Regions from separate parts of the Homo sapiens genome. Here region 1 is linked to region 2. Evidence: read pairs that join two places in POLR2A ChIA-PET (ENCODE). Cell type or tissue: GM12878. All regions are shown on one strand.

What was found. ChIA-PET counts read pairs that join two places held together with the same protein. Peaks named below come from ENCODE experiments on the same cell type or tissue, not always from the same donor. Only the 100,000 strongest peaks of a DNase experiment are listed, where the experiment ranks them.
Region 1: POLR2A ChIA-PET joins it to region 2 with 10 read pairs; 3 of 35 experiments call an interaction of 5 or more read pairs at or near these places.

What each region holds. Positions count from the first base shown.
Region 1 is chr1:236,496,398-236,504,397 of GRCh38, forward strand. No RefSeq gene overlaps it. Among named protein-coding and RNA genes, the nearest start is that of LGALS8, 24 kb to the right of the region's middle. RefSeq lists an enhancer at 6,772-7,066. In GM12878, no CTCF peak of the experiment used is centred here; no DNase peak of the experiment used is centred here; H3K27me3 peaks cover 259 bases.
Region 2 is chr1:236,425,977-236,433,976 of GRCh38, forward strand. It overlaps EDARADD (EDAR associated via death domain), which reads left to right. Exons shown (of 6, transcript NM_145861.4): 4 at 1,416-1,474. Among named protein-coding and RNA genes, the nearest start is that of EDARADD, 36 kb to the left of the region's middle. In GM12878, no CTCF peak of the experiment used is centred here; a DNase peak (open chromatin) is centred at 3,885.

The DNA of each region.
Region 1 (8,000 bases), 70 kb after region 2:
AACACAAAATAGCATGAGAGAGAATGGTCGCATGGAGCGGAGGAGCTGCTGAGACTGAACCCAAGCCAGGGCTACTGCTGGGTGGAACTGGACATGCCCAGCCCATGGGAAAGTCTTCCCACAGAAGTCATATTTGCAGGGGTCTCCCAGGAGACAGCACATTCTGAGCAAAGGAGTGAGGCAGAGATAACTATTCAGGAACCAAGAGACTCGCTGGAAAGAAGCAGAGATTTTCAGCCCAGCGTAGTGGATGTTTCTTGAATCTTCCCCTGTGGATGCCCCAAACCTTGAGATCCTTCCAACAAATAGCACACTACTAACAAACTGTGACTCAAAGAGAGGGAAACATGGTCCCCTGCTCTGTCACAAATCACTGTGAAGCTTTGGCACCCTGACTGCTCAGGTGGCCACCAACACAGAAGGACCACGAATGGCTGAGTCAGGAAGTCACAGCCGTGTGGCTGGAAGAGGCTCTGCCTTGCTCTGGGAGAAATGCCTATCCCCAAGGAAGCCTTAGTATCCATGGGAGAGAAACACTGTAGCAATGGCCCCCAGGACTCTCGGGAAGCCACTTCTGGTGGGAGGGGACTCAAAGGGTGCTGGGGGACCTGTGTCTGCATCTGGAAGTGAGGAGCCAGGAAAATTTTCTTTCAGTTTCTTTCTTTTTTCTTTTCTTTTTTTTTTTTTTTTTTTGAGAAAGGGCCTTGCCCTGTCGCTCAGGCTGAAACATAGTGGTGCGATCTCGGCTCACTGCAACCTCCACCTCCCAGGTTCGAGTGATTCTCCTGCCTCAGCCTCCCGAGTAGCTGGGACTACAGGCATGCACCCCCACCCACGCCCAGCTAATTTTTGTATTTTTGGTAGAGATGTGGTTTCGCCATGTTGGCCAGGCTGGTCTCGAACTCCTGGCCTCAAGTGATCCTCCCGATGTGCTGGGATTACAGGTGTGAGCCACCACGCCCGGCCTCTTTCTGCTTCATTTAACATTAATGGTCATCCCACAGCATGGTGCTGTGCACCTGTAGTCCCAGCTACTCAGGTGGCTGAGGTGGGAGAATCACTTGCGTTCCAGCTGTAGTGAGCCTTGATTGTGTCTGTGAATAAATGCCACTTCTCTCCAGCTTGAGCAACATAGGGAGACTGTCTCTTAAAAAACAAAACAAAACAGGCTGGGCTCGGTGGCCCACGCCTACAATCCCAGCACTTTGGGAGGCCAAGGCAAGAGGATTGCTTGAGCCCAGGAGGTCAAGAGCAGCCTGGGCAAAATAGGGAGACCCCATCTCTACAAAAAGATAAAAAATAAAAAAATTAACTGGGCATGGTGATACACCTGTAGTCCCAGCTACTCTGGAGGCTGAGATAGGAGTATTGCTTGAGCCTGGGAGGTCGAGGCTGCAGCGAGCCATGATCATGCCACTACACTCCAGTCCAGGCAGCAGAGTGAGATCCCGCCTCAAAAAAATAAAACAAAACAAAACTCATCTCTCCCTTGGCTCCTGAGACTACAATCCCTCACGGTTCTTTTCTACTTCTCTGTTTTTCTCTTCTTGTCTCCCTTTTTTTCTGGTCTCTCTGTCACCCAGGCTGGAGTGCAGTGGTGTGATCATAGCTCACTGCAACCTTGACCTCCTGGGTTCAAGAGATCCTCCCACCTCAGCCTCTCGAGTAGCTAGGACTACAGGCTCACACCACCATGCCTAGCTAATATTTGTAGATTTTGTAGAGATGGGGTCTTGCTATGCTGTCCAGGCTGGTCTCAAGCTCCTGGCCTCAAGTGATCCACCCACCTCAGCCACCCAACGTTCTGGGATTACAGGGGTGAGCCACCGCGCCCAGCCGATAATTGTTGAAAAATCATTTTCAGTTAAGGTATCCAGTCAAGGTCAGAAAATGAGAAAATGTTAAAAAAAAAAAAGCTATAAGTAAAACAGATTCAGTCGGGACATGATGGTTCACGCCTGCAATCCCAGCACTTTGGGAGGTTGAGGTAGGATAATCACTTGAGCCCAGGAGTTCGAGACCAGCCTGGGCAACATAGCGAGACCTTATCCATACAAAAAAATTTAAAAAATACCCAGGCATGGTGGCATACTCCTGCATTCCCTGCTACTTGGATGGCTGAAGCGGGAGGATCCCTTGAACTCAGGAGTCAGAGGCTGCAGCGAAATATGATTGTGCCGCTGTACTCCAGCCTGGTTGACAGAGCAAGACTGTTCCCCCACCCCCCTGAAAAAAAAAAAAAAACCTAAATCCAAATTTTAAAAGTTTCCTTGACTCTTCAACTTGCTCACCCTCCACCAAATAAAATAACTACGAAGGAGGCTTATTTTTTACTATTTCCAGGGATACGATATATGTTTGTCCTGAAAATATACATCATGGCTTTACTCAAGCCACAGTGATGAGGCCTCATTGTCACTGTAGCCTAATTACGATTTTATAACTCCATTTAAAATTCAATTTAAACACAGTTTAAAAATTCAGTCCAAGTCAAACATGCTCTCAGTAGCTAGAAGCAAAACTCTGTTCAGGTCCTTGATGGATCTATTTGTACTTTCTTTCATGAAAACAGAAAGTCCTTTTTTACACACCATGCAACAGGAAAATTCATAACGGACATTGTTTTACCTGTTCTTGGCAAAGACAAGTGAGCTCTTAACAAGCAAGGTAACTATGGAGATGATGTTTTGCTCCAAGTTAACACTTACATATTTAATTAGAAAGATTTCAAAGGTGGGCAGATTCACTGGAAAGTTTCCAAAAGCTTCACTTGTTCAACAAATAATGTTAGAGAGGGAGCACCGTGCCCTCGGGCCCCTAGGAATTAGTTCCACATGGTCCGGTCCTCTGTCCAGTGTGCCCAGCATCCACTTGGGAGAACAGCATGGCCTTCTGTCCAGGGCAGCCCACGCCAGCACTGCCTGCCCTTTCAGGCCCATGGCTCCCATTAAGTGCCATTTCGAGCATACTTAGCCAAGTTTCCCTACCATGGCCAACAAAGAGGTTGTTCAAAAATGCTTGTCAGGTCGGGCATGGTGGCTCACGCCTGTAGTCCCGGCACTTTGGGAGGCTGAGGCGGGTGGATCACCTGAGGTCAGGAATTCAAGACCAGCCTGGCCGACATGGTGAAACCCCGTCTCCACAAAAATACAAACATTAGTTGGGCATGATGGCGGGTGCCTGTAATCCCAGCTGCTCAGGAGGCTGAGACAGGAGAATTGCTTGAACCCGGGAGGTGAAGGTTGCACTGAGCTGAGATCACACCATTGCACTCCAGCCTGGGCGACAGAGTGAGAATCCATCTCGAAAAAAAAAAAAGTTTGTCAACGGTTTCACTGAATCCAGAATACTTTTCTAAAATGTCAACCCTATAGAATACATTTTATAAAATTATGAAGGCCTGGTCTGGTGTAGTGGCTCACGCTTGTAATCCCAGCACTTTGGGCAGCCAAGGCAGGTGGATCGCTTGAGGCTGGGAGTTTGAGACTAGCCTGGCCAACAAGGCAAAACCCTGACTCTACTAAAAAATACAAAAATTAACTGGGCGTGGTGGTGCACACCTGTAATCCCAGCTACTCAGGAGGTTGAGACAGGAGAATCACTTGAACCCAGGAGGTGGAGGTTGCAGTGAGTGGAGATTGCGCCATTGCACTCTAGCCTGGGTGACAGAGCAAGACTCTATCTTCAAAAAATAGATAAATAAATAAAAATTAAAACAAAATAAAATTATGAAGGCCTTAGGTCAGAGAATTACCGAGGGAATATTCAAAGTTATACCTCCAAGTATCTACAATGAAGATACTTTCATCAGAAAAAAGGAGTTTACGGCCAGGCCCTGTGGTTCATGCCTATAATCTCAGCACTTTGGGAAGCCAAGGCTGAGGCAGGAGGATCACTTGAGGCCAGGAGTTCGAGACCAGCCTGAGCAAAAACGTGAGATCCCATTTCTACCAAAAATAAAAATGTAAGGTAGGCATGCAACTGTAGTCCCAGCTACTCGAGAGGCTGAGGCAAGAGGATCGCTTAAACCCAGGACTCCAGCCTGAGCAACAGAGCGAGACCCTGTTTATAAAAAAAAAAGAAAAAAAAAAAGAAGAAGAAGAAGGAGAAGAAAGGAAATAAAATTTAAGAAAAAAAAAAGGACTTAATAAGGTTGAATGAAGGCAAGAATATTCTTAGCTCTGTTTAAGTCAAGACCTGAGTAGTAGCTCTACGTAGCTGTATGTCGATAATGTTTTTGAGACAGCACTACTGATAAATTGTTACATAATAAACTGTTATGGCTGGATGCAGTGGCTCATGCCCATAATCCCAGCACCTTGGGAGGCCGAAGTGAGTGGATCACCTGAGGTCAGGAGTTCGAGACTAGCCTGATCAATATGGTGAAATCCCATTTCTACTAAAAAAATAAAAATTAGCTGGGCATGGTGGCGCACCTGTAATCCCAGCTACTCAGGAGGCTGGGGCAGGAGGATTGCTTGAACCCAGGAGACAGAGGTTGCAGTGAGCCGAGATTGCGCCATTGCACTCCAGCCTAGAAGACAGAGCGAGACTCCATCTCAAATAAATAAACTGTTAAATTAAGTTTAGCCTAAAGCTACCCCCTTACATATTTTAAGTTCAGTCTAAAGGTTTCCCTGCACATAGTGAACTGTAACCTAACTGGATGCGTAAACAGACTATAACCTACTCTTGGGCCAGTCACTGAGTTTTGGTCAATCAAAGGCAGCCAACTGTTCAAACCAGGTTAAAATAAGGCAGATGCTGAGCTCTAACCAGTCCAGCCATTTCTGTACCTTGCTTCCATTTTCTGTCCATCACTTTCCCTTTTCTGTCCATAAATCTTCCACCACGTGGCTGTGCTGGAGCCACTGTGAAACTATTCTGTTTCAGGGGCTGCCCAATTCATGAATCATTCCTTGCTCAATTAAACTCTGTTCATTTAATTTGTCTAATATTTTTCTTTTAATCAAAGTAATTTGGCCGGGCACAGTGGCTCACGCCTGTAATCCCAACACTTCGGGAGGCCGAGGTAGGTGGATCACCTGAGGTCAAGGGTTCAAGACTAGCCTGGCCAACATGGTGAAACCCCGTCTCTACTAAAAGTACAAAAATTAGCCGGGTGTGGTGGCGGGCGCCTGTAATCCCAGCTACTCGGGAGGCTGAGGGAGGAGAATCGCTTGAACCCGGGAGGTGGAAGTTGCAGTGAGCTGAGATTGTGCCATTGCACTCCAGCTTGGGCGACAGGGCAAGACTCTGTCTCAAAAAAAAAAAAAAAATTAATTCAGAGACCTACTCATGTGAAGTTGTATTTTTTTATTCTCCATATTACAAAACAGAACAATTGGCACAGGGATGAAGAAATACTTTGCAAAACATCTAGAGAGGTTAAATGCCATGAGTCTTTAAAATGTAAGACTGCTTTCACCTGAGCAATCTAGTGTCCATTTCTAGAGCTAGCTTAAATGTCCGTGTAAATCCCCGTAATTGGTTGGGATAACAATTACCTATGTTGTATAACTTGAGTCAAAAACTACGTTTCCACTGCCTGCCACCCCTATGGATGGTTTTCTCTTAAGGTATCAAATTTTACTGGGAAAGACCTAGATAAAATACAGCGAAAATGAGGCGGGGCGTCCTGGCACATGCCTGTAATCCCAGCGCTTTGGGAGGCTGAGTCAGAAAGATCTTTGAATTCAGGAGTTCAAGACCAGCCTGGGCAATATAGTGAAATCCTGTCTTTACAAAAAATTAAAAATTAGCCAGGCATGGGGGCATGGGCCTGTAGTCCCAGCTACTTGGGTTGGGTGACTGATGTGGGAGGATCACTTGAGCCCAGGAGGTTGAGGCTGCAGTGAGCTCTGACCATGCCCCTGCACTCCAGCCTGGGTGACAGAGCAAGACCCAGTCTCAAAAAGAAAAGAAAAAGAGTAATGTTAGGTCAAGGTAGAACCTACCTTGACTTTCTGTTACTATGGAAGATATTCTGGGGTATCTCTGAGATCCAAGTATTATGGCACTTAAGTAATTCCTATCTATTGTTCTACTTGGTTCCTCGGGAGTAAAAGTCATATTCAAACCAAAAAGGCTGTGGGATTTCCAGAATTTTAAAAGCAATAATAGTTAATGTTCTCCCATGGGAGTTACTCCACATTTTTACATATGTTCCATATGTTAACTCATTTAGACCTTACCTTTATGAGGTAAGTCCTCTTCTTATCCCCACTTTAGAGGTGGGAAAACTGAGGCACAGAAAGAGTAAGTTGCTTGCCTAAGGCCCTGTTACTAGCAGGTGGTGAAACCAGCATTCCAACCCGGGAGTCTGGCAAATGTGTGTGAAGAGCACACGTTTGGAAATGACAGTCATGAGGACACTGTAAGACTTCTGGAATGTTTATAATTTCACCTTTGCTTGTTATTTTTCCTGTCTGTTTCCCTAGAGTGAGCTGAGTGAAAAAAGAAAGAAGAAAGAAAGAAGAAAGAGAAAGAGAAAGAAAGGAGAGAAAAAGAAAAAAGAAAAGAAAAACAGAAAAAGGGAAAGAAAGAAGAAATGAAAGAAAGAAAAGAAAAGAAGAAAGAAAAGAAAGAGAGAAAGGAAGGAAGGAAGGTGGGAGGGGAGGAAAGGAAGAAGAAAGAAAGAAGGGGGACAGAGGGAGGGAATGAAGGAGGGAGAGAGGGAGGGAAGGAGGAAGAAATAAAAAGATGAGGATCTGTATGCTTGAGGGGTGGAGGTGGGGGGCTTGGGTGGGAGTGTGGGATGGGCAGAAAGCTGGAGGGAGCCCTGGACCGACTGCATTCCACAGAGGATTGTGGGTGCAACGTAGGTGGCAGATTGAGAAAAGCAAACAAACAAGCTCAGCCTTTGGAGCTTCGGGGAAGAAAAAAAGCTGAGCAGTGAATGCTGGCTTCCCACGGAGAAGGCAGGCTGCTTCGCCAGCTCACATCCTTCCGCGCACCCACTTCCTCTTTCCGGAGGTCACTTTAGATTGCTTTATGGCAGGATCTCCAGGTCACAGGAATGTTATGTTTCGACTGGGGTTTCCCCCTCCCCTGGGATGCCTGGGCCAGCTCCCCAAGGGCTAGTCTCTGTCCCAGGCCCCACACTCCCATAGCACTCAGCAAAAGCCTAGAGAGAGCACCGCAAAATGCCAAACGCAACAGGACCGCGTAGGAAGAAGACGCTTGGAATGACAGGGACACTAGAACTGCCCATGGTCGTGGTCTCAAATTTTTGTTCCATGGTCTGAAATACTAAAAGTTCTTAAACAGCTACTTGATTTCATACTATTGTTTTGAAGAAAACAGTGTTTGTTTGTTGTTTTGTTTGTTTGTTTGTTTGAGACAGAGTTTTGCTCTTGTTGCCGAGTTTGGTCCATGTTGGTCAGGCTGGTCTCGAACTCCTGACATCAGGTAATCCACCCACCTCTGCCTCCCAAAGTGCTGGGATTACAGGAAAACAGTTGTTTCTTTAAAACAATTATATAGGCTGGGCACGGTAGCTCATGCCTGTAATCCCAGCACTTTGGGAGGCTGAGGTGGGTGAATTACCTGAGGTCAGCAGTTCGAGACCAGCCTGGCCAACATGGTGAACCTCCGTCTCTACTAAAAATGCAAAAAATTAGCCGGGCGTGGTGGTGCATTCCTGTAATACCAGGTACTCAGGAGGCTGAGGCAGGAGAATCACTTGAACCCAGGAGGTGGAGGTTGCAGTGAGCTGAGATGGCACCACTGCACTCCAGCCTGGGCAACAAGAGCAAAACTCCATCTCACAATCTCAAAAAAATAAAATAAAATAAAATAAAATAAATGGTTATATAAGCTACCTTATTGATGCAGTTACAAATGAGCCGCTGAAACATATAAATTTTAAAGAACAAGCCACATATCTTTCATCACCCACAGCTTCACCAACTAAAGGTGTATGTAGTACTTTTGTGGAAGGCATTTCCACATGCTTTGAGGGACCTTGAAATACTGCTATGATTACATGATTTTTCTAA
Region 2 (8,000 bases):
TTTTATTTTTTTATTTTTGGAGACAGGGTCTCACTCTGTCCCCCAGGCTGGAGTGCAGTGGCATGATCGATCAGAGCTCACTGCAGCCTTGAACTCCTGGGCTCAAGTGATCCTCCTCTCTCAGCCTCCCAAGTAGCTGGGACTACAGGCACACACCAGCATGCCTGGCTAATTTTTAAGTTTTTTGAGACTGGGTCTCACTGGGTTGCCCAGGCTGCTCTTAAACTCCTGCCTCAAGTGCTCCTCCTGCCTCAGCCTCCTGAATAGCTGTCATTACAGGCGTGAGCCACCACTCCTGGCTATCATGCCAGTTGTTTTGATCACCTTCTCCTCACCCCTGCTCTAGGATTATGGGGATGGACAAACACACACATCCAACACTGGAGAGACAAGATCAGCAGCAGTTTATGAGTCACATATATGCACAGCCCAGGGGAGGAGGACACTGCCCATCACACAGAGCCACGCAGGGGGACACAGATGTTGTACTTGAGAGCAGAGCAAAAAACCATGGGCTGTGTGAGACAAACATTGTGGCATCAAAAGGGTAGGCTGCCTTCTGGTTCCCATGTGAGTTCGTGATCAGCCTGTTTGAATAATTCCACATGTTGGTAGGAAACTGAAACCCACTACCCAAAAAATAAGCAGGGGGCAGTCACAGTGGCTCACACTAGTAATCCCAACACTTTGGGAGGCCAAGGCAGGAGAATCACTTGAGGCCAGGAGTTCAAAACCAGCATGGACAACACAGTGAGGCCCTATATCTTACTTAGCTTGGTGTGGTGGCACATGCCTATCTTCCCAGATACTTGGGAGGCTGAGGTGGGAGGATCACATGAGCCTAGGAGTTCCAAGTTACTGTGAGATGCACTCCAGCCTGGATGACAGAGTGAGACCCTCTGTCTCTTATTTTTATTTTTTTGAGACGGAGTTTTGCTCTTGTTCTCCAGGCTGGAGTGCAATGGCGTGGTCTCAGCTCACTGCAAACTTTGTCTCCTGAGTTCAAGTGATTCTCCTGCCTCAGCCTCCAGAGTAGCTAGGATTACAGGCATGCGCTACCACTCTTGGCTAATTTTGTATTTTTAGTAGAGACGGGGGTTTCTCCATGTTGGTCAGGCTGGTCCCAAGCTCCCAACCTCAGGTGATCCGCCTGCCCCTGTCTCTTATTTTAAAAAAATAAATAAAAAATAAGCAGGAATTGTGCCTAATCTCTTGATAAGCAGCATTGTTTAGCTGGGGGATCTTATCCTTAAGAGCAGAGTTTGGAGAGGAATTTGTAGTCCAGCCCTTCTGATTTTACCAGATGCCAAGGCAGCATGTGACACTGAACCTTAATTTTAGGTCTTACACCACGGAGTGTGTGCTTTTTAAAATCACACTTTGTTTCTTTCTTTCTTTCTTTTTTTTTTTCCTAGCTGAAGAATGTGATACAATTACTTTGAACTGCCCACGAAATTCAGATATGAAAAATCAGGTAAGAATAATTTCAACTATATTTTACCCTTAGGTACATGATAATCCACCTAAAATTTTTTGAGATTTATAGAGTTTTACAAATAAAAAATGAAAAACAGGATTTCTAGATCATAAACAGGGTTTGCAAATGGTCTCTAAGCATCCCAGTAAGGTAGCATATCTTTAGAACTTTTTTACTTCTAATAAATATTATAGCTTTCATTCATTCTTTGAAATACTCTTCTACATGCCAACAACAGAAAATCAATGCTGGTGAGTTAGAAAGGAGAGTTGTTTTCTTTCTAATGCAGTTGGCACTCTGTGGATGAGCAAATTCTTTAAGGCACAACAAAACTAGATACTCTAATATAATACTTGTAATGCTTTATTAAACTTTAATTTTTTTAGATATCAGAAGTCAAACTTTAACATATTATTTCTATTATCTTTTTCCAAAAAGGAAATATGTTTATTGTTTTATGATTATAAAAGAATTCATATTTTTTAATTGTAATTTTTTTAATTTATTTATTTTATTTTATTTTATTTTTTTAGTATTTATTGATCATTCTTGGGTGTTTCACAGAGAGGGGGATTTGGCAGGGTCATAGGACAATAGTGGAGGGAAGGTCAGCAGATAAACAAGTGAACAAAGGTCTCTGGTTTTCCTAGGCAGAGGGCCCTGCCGCCTTCTGCAGTGTTTGTGTCCCTGGGTACTTGAGATTAGGGAGTGGTGATGACTCTTAAGGAGCATGCTGCCTTCAAGCATCTGTTTAACAAAGCACATCTTGCACCGCCCTTAATCCAATTAACCCTGAGTGGACACAGCACATGTTTCAGAGAGCACAGGGTTGGGGGCAAAGTTATAGATTAACAGCATCCCAAGGCAGAAGAATTTTTCTTAGTACAGAACAAAATGGAGTCTCCTATGTCTACTTCTTTCCACACAGACGCAGTAACAATCCGATCTCTCTTTCTTTTCCCCACACTTCACCCCTTTCTATTCGACAAAACCGCCATCGTCATCATGGCCTGTTCTCAATGAGCTGTTGGGTACACCGCCCAGACGGGGTGGCGGCCGGGCAGAGGGGCTCCTCACTTCTCAGATGGGGCGGCCAGTCAGAGACACTCCTCACTTCCCAGACTGGGCTGCCGGGCAGAGGCGCTCCCCACATCCCAGACATGGGCGGCCGGGCGGAGACGCTCCTCACTTCCTAGACGGGATGGCGGCCGGGAAGAGGCGCTCCTCACTTCCCAGACTGGGCTGCCGGGCAGAGACGCTCCTCACTTCCCAGACGGGGTGGCGGCCGGGCAGAGGCTGCAATCTCGGCACTTTGGGAGGCCAAGGCAGGCGGCTGGGAGGTGGAGGTTGTAGCGAGCGGAGATCACGCCACTGCACTCCAGCCTGGGCAACATTGAGCACTGAGTGAGCGAGACTCTGTCTGCAATCCCGGCGCCTCGGGAGGCCGAGGCTGGCAGATCACTCGCGGTCAGGAGCTGGAGACACGCCCGGCCAACAGGGCGAAACCCCGTCTCCACCAAAAAAATACGAAAACCAGTCAGGCGTTGCGACGCGCGCCTGCAATCCCAGGCACTCGGCAGGCTGAGGCAGGAGAATCAGGCAGGGAGGTTGCAGTGAGTCGAGATGGCATCGGTACAGTCCAGCCTCGGCTGGGCATCAGAGGGAGACCGTGCAAAGGGGAGAGGCGGCAGTACAGTCCAGCCTCGGCTCGGCATCAGAGGGAGACTGTGCAGAGGGAGAGGGAGCGGGAGCGGGAGAGGGAGAGATTTTTTTTTTTTTTTTTTTGAGGCAGTCTCACTCTGGAGTGCAGTGGTGCGATCTCGGCTCACTGTAACCTCTGCCTCCTGGGTTCAAGAGATTCTCATGCCTCAGCCTCCTGAGTAGCTGAGATCACAGGTGCGCGCCACCATGCCCGGCTACTTTATTTATTTATTTATTTTTTTAGACAGAGTCTCGCTCTGTCACCCAGGCTGGAGTGCAGTGGTGCGATCTCGGCTCACTGCAAGCTCCACCTCCCAGGTTCACGCCATTCTCCTGCCTCAGTCTCCCGAGTAGCTGGGACTACAGGCGCCCGCCACCATGACCCGCTAATTTTTTTTTTTTGAATTTTTAGTAGAGACGGGGTTTTGCCATGTTGGCCAGGCTAGTCTCGAACTCTTGGCCTCAAGTGATCTGTCCACCTAGGCCTCCCAAAGTGCTGGTATTACAGGCTTGAGCCACTGCACCTGGCCAGAATGTTCATTATTTTAAAGTTCAAGTTGTGCAAAAAAGTACACACAGAAAGTTAAGAATTGCCTGTCATTCCACTGTTCCACCTTTTGATATACATCTTTCTGGGGACTTCCTTGGTCAGTTACTTCTTGTACTGTCCAAGCCACCTCTGTTCTCTCTCCCAAAGCTCATTAGCAGAGTTGCTTAACTATATTTACAGCATTCAGTATCTCAAAGGCATGTTTTGCCTCAAATAGGCTGATTCAATTCTGCTCCTTCTATATATAACATCAAGTTAATTTGTAACAAGTTTTGCCTAGTCTTGCTTTAAAACATCACTCTGTAATAAAGTCTTTAATAGTAACATTGCTGGGTAGTCAAATCACCTCTGTAAGAAAGAGAAGTTACACAATAGTTGATAAAATAAGCAGTTTAAATTAAAACACATAACTGTCTTGAAAATGGTCAGTGGTGCTAGTTTTAACTTTGTTTTGGGGAATTTTCAACCATTAATTGTGAATATCAGACTTCACTCTTTACTCCTGATACTCAACATTTTCCTTGAAATTATAATCTAATAATGGGCTTCTGTGCTTACTGAATTTAAACTAGTTTAGTAAACTGAAAGTATAAATTTGTTCTTCTCATAATCCTAATTTTTAAACAAAATTTTGCTCCTCACATTTTTTTGGTAACATGTAGACTTCCTTGAAGATAAAAGAATGCTAAGTTTTTCATGTAGTTTACTTTTAGGGATTTTCCAAAACCACTTAAGATGAGGTACAGAATATATGTTAGCACACTGTTCAGCATTTTTCCTAATTTCAGTGTTATAATTTTGGCTATATCAAGTAAATACTATCCTAAAAGGTGAAAATATATTTATCAACTAAAAAAATAGGGGAAATACCTCTTTGAGATTTTTAAAGTTCTATTTTAAAACAAAATGTCTTCTTCTCCTATAAAAAGTAGTACTATAGGCAGCTGGCTGCTTCCGTTGACTATTTCTTTGTATAATCTATAGGATTTGTTTTAACTGCTAGATACTCAGAAGGATTCTTTGAAATGAACTTGGCAGTTAGAACAAAGAAAATTCACCAGGGAGAAACGTTTAAAAGAAGAAAACAACACACACTCCATTCTATAGTTCAGACATTAAAAGCAAGCTGGAGGCCGAGCTCGGTGGCTCACGCCTATAATCCCAACACTTTGTGGGGCTGAGGCAGGTGGATCACGAGGTCAGGAGTTTAAGACCAGCCTGGCCAAGATGGTGAAACCCCGTCTCTACTAAAACTACAATAATTAGCAGGGTGCAGTGGCAGGCGCCTGTAATCCCAACTACTTGGGAGGCTGAGGCAGGAGAATTGCTTGAACCAGCAGGTGGAGGTTGCAGTGAGCTGAGATTGTGCCACTGCACTCCAGCCTAGGTGACAGAGTGAGACCCTGTCTTAAAATAAATAAATAAATAAATAAAATAAAAGCAAGCTGGAAGTATGTTCTTTAGAATAATTATTATCTGCCTTTTTAGTGATTTTTATAATTTAAGACTAAAATCTGCTTCTACTAAGGATTTATTTGAGCTTCCTTTTTCGAGTGATGCCGAGGAAAAACATCATAGTGTCCTAGTGTCAAAAATTAAAGTCTAAGCCAGGCATGCTTGTGGTCCCAGCTACTCAGGAGGCTGAGGTGGGAGGATCGCTTGAGAACTGGAGTTTGAGGCTAGTCTGGCAACATAGCAAGACCTGTCTCTTAAACAAAACAAAACATTAAGGTCTGACATTTCAAGTGCAATTTCAGAAAGAACCCTTTACTTTTAGTTATTTAAAATCAATACCCCATCTACTAGAACTATTCAACTTCTACAACTTATTACAACTGGTATTTATTGAGGATATACTCTAAGACCAATCTGAACTGGGTATTCTTGGACATAAAAAATACAGGAGGAGGAGGTGGAAGTTAAGACCCCAGGCAGGGCCGGGCGCGGTGGCTCACGCCTGTAATCCCAGCACTTTGGGAGGCCGAGGCGGGTGGATCATGAGGTCAGGAGATCGAGACCATCCTGGCTAACAAGGTGAAACCCCGTCTCTACTAAAAATACAAAAAATTAGCCGGGCGCGGTGGCGGGCGCCTGTAGTCCCAGCTACTCGGGAGGCTGAGGCAGGAGAATGGCGTGAACCCGGGAAGCGGAGCTTGCAGTGAGCCGAGATTGCGCCACTGCAGTCCGCAGTCCGACCTGGGCGACAGAGCGAGACTCCGTCTCAAAAAAAAAAAAAAAAAAAAAAAAAGACCCCAGGCAGACCTTATAGACTTGTTGGAGAGGCAGTGCACACAGTTTGATTCTCGGATGTGTGTAAGGCTCAGATGTGTAAACAATTTCCATGATACTTTAAGGAAAACATTTCCTAGGACCTTTATCAATCAATAAAGTTTTAATTACTTTAACGACATGCATAAGCATATGGCAAATGAAGATAAAGCAAAAATTTGTTCCAGCTGGGTACGGAGGCTCACACCTGTAATCCCAGCACTTTGGGAGGCCAAGGTCAGCAAAACCTGAACTCTACAAAAAATACAAAAATTAACCACACCTGTGGTCCCATGGTCCCAGCTGCTCAGGAGGCTGAGGTGAGAGGATCGCTTAAACCTGGGAAGCAGAGGTTGCAGGGAATGGAAATCGTGCCACTGCACTTCAGCCTGGGAGATAGAGCCAGACCCTGCCACCAAAAGAAAAAAAAAAAAATTGGGTTCCAGTTTGTAGCCAAGAATCCATGCCAAGAGGAGTCTAAGGTAATACAATAAAAATAAGAAAAATAATAAATATTAGGATACTAAGTTGGAGTTAGAAGTTATGAAAATAATGACATTGTCTTCTATGTTGTTTATTTGGATTACAAAACAAGTTTTTTTAGTTTTAGAAACTACATTAAGAAACTGCAGACCAACTCGGTGGCTCATGCCTGTAATCCCAGCACTTTGGGAGGCCGAAGTGGGCAGATCACCTGAGATCAGGAATTCTAGACCAGCCTGGCCAACACAGTGAAACCCCGTCCCTACTAAAAATACAAAAATTAGCTGGGCATGGTGGTGGGTGCCTGTAATCCCAGCTATCTGGGAGGCTAAGGCAGGAGAATTGCTTGAACTCAGGAGAGGAAGGTTCCAGTGAGCCGAGATCATGCTCAGCTTGAGCCTGGGAGGCTGTGGCTGCAGTGAGCTGTGACTGTGCTGCTGCACTCCAGCATGGATGACAGAGCAAGACTCTCAAAAAAAAAAAAAGAAAGAAAGAAAGAAAGAAACTACAATACCATTAAGTTATTGGCTCATTTACTTGCGACAAATGTATCCCACTAATGTAAGATGTTCATAATAACAGAAACTGGGGATAGGATATATATATAGGAATTCTTTACACTGTCTTCTCAAATTTTCTGTAAATCTAAAATGATTCTAAAATAAAAGCGTTACTTTAAAAAGCATACTAAATAAAATTTAGATTCTAGATCAATGAAAGGCGCATCGCCCATTCCACCACTCGAATACAATTATTTTTGTCACTTCGTTGTATTCCTTTGTACATTTTTGTATGCATAATTATAAAAACAGCAAATAACCCTGGGCGCGGTGGCTCATGCCTGTAATCCCAGCACTTTGGGGGGGGCCGAGGCAGGTGGACCACCTGAGGTTAGGAGTTTGAGATCAGCCTGGCCAACATGGGGAAACAGAAACCCTGTCTCTACTAAAAATACAAGCGATTCTCCCGCCTCAGCCCCAGAGCAGCTGGGATCACAGGCACCCACCACCACACCCAGATAATTTTTGTACTTTTAGTAGAGACGGGGTTTCACCATGTTGGCCAGGCTGGTCTCGAACTCCTGACCTCAGGTGATCCACCCACCTCAGTCTCCCAAAGTGTTGGGATTACAGGCGTGAGTCACCGCATCCAGCCTAACTCATATAGTTTTCAAAATGACCTTATGCAGGACGTACCATTATTATGCTCACTTTACACATCAAGATCCAGAGTGGTTAAAAAATAAAATAAAATAAATATAAAAATTAGCCAGGCGTGGTGGTGGGTGCCTGTTATCCCAGCTACTCTGGAGGCTGAGGCAGGATAATTGCTTGAACCCAGGAGGCAGAGGTTGTGGTAAGCCGATATCGCACCACTGCACTCCAGCCTAGGCGACAGAGTGAGACTCCATCTCAAAAATCAAAAACAAACAAACAAAAAAAACAAAAAAAAAAACCCTGCAAATAATTTGATATTGTTCTATATCCTGCTTTTGTTGTTTAATAATTCAGAAACATTTTA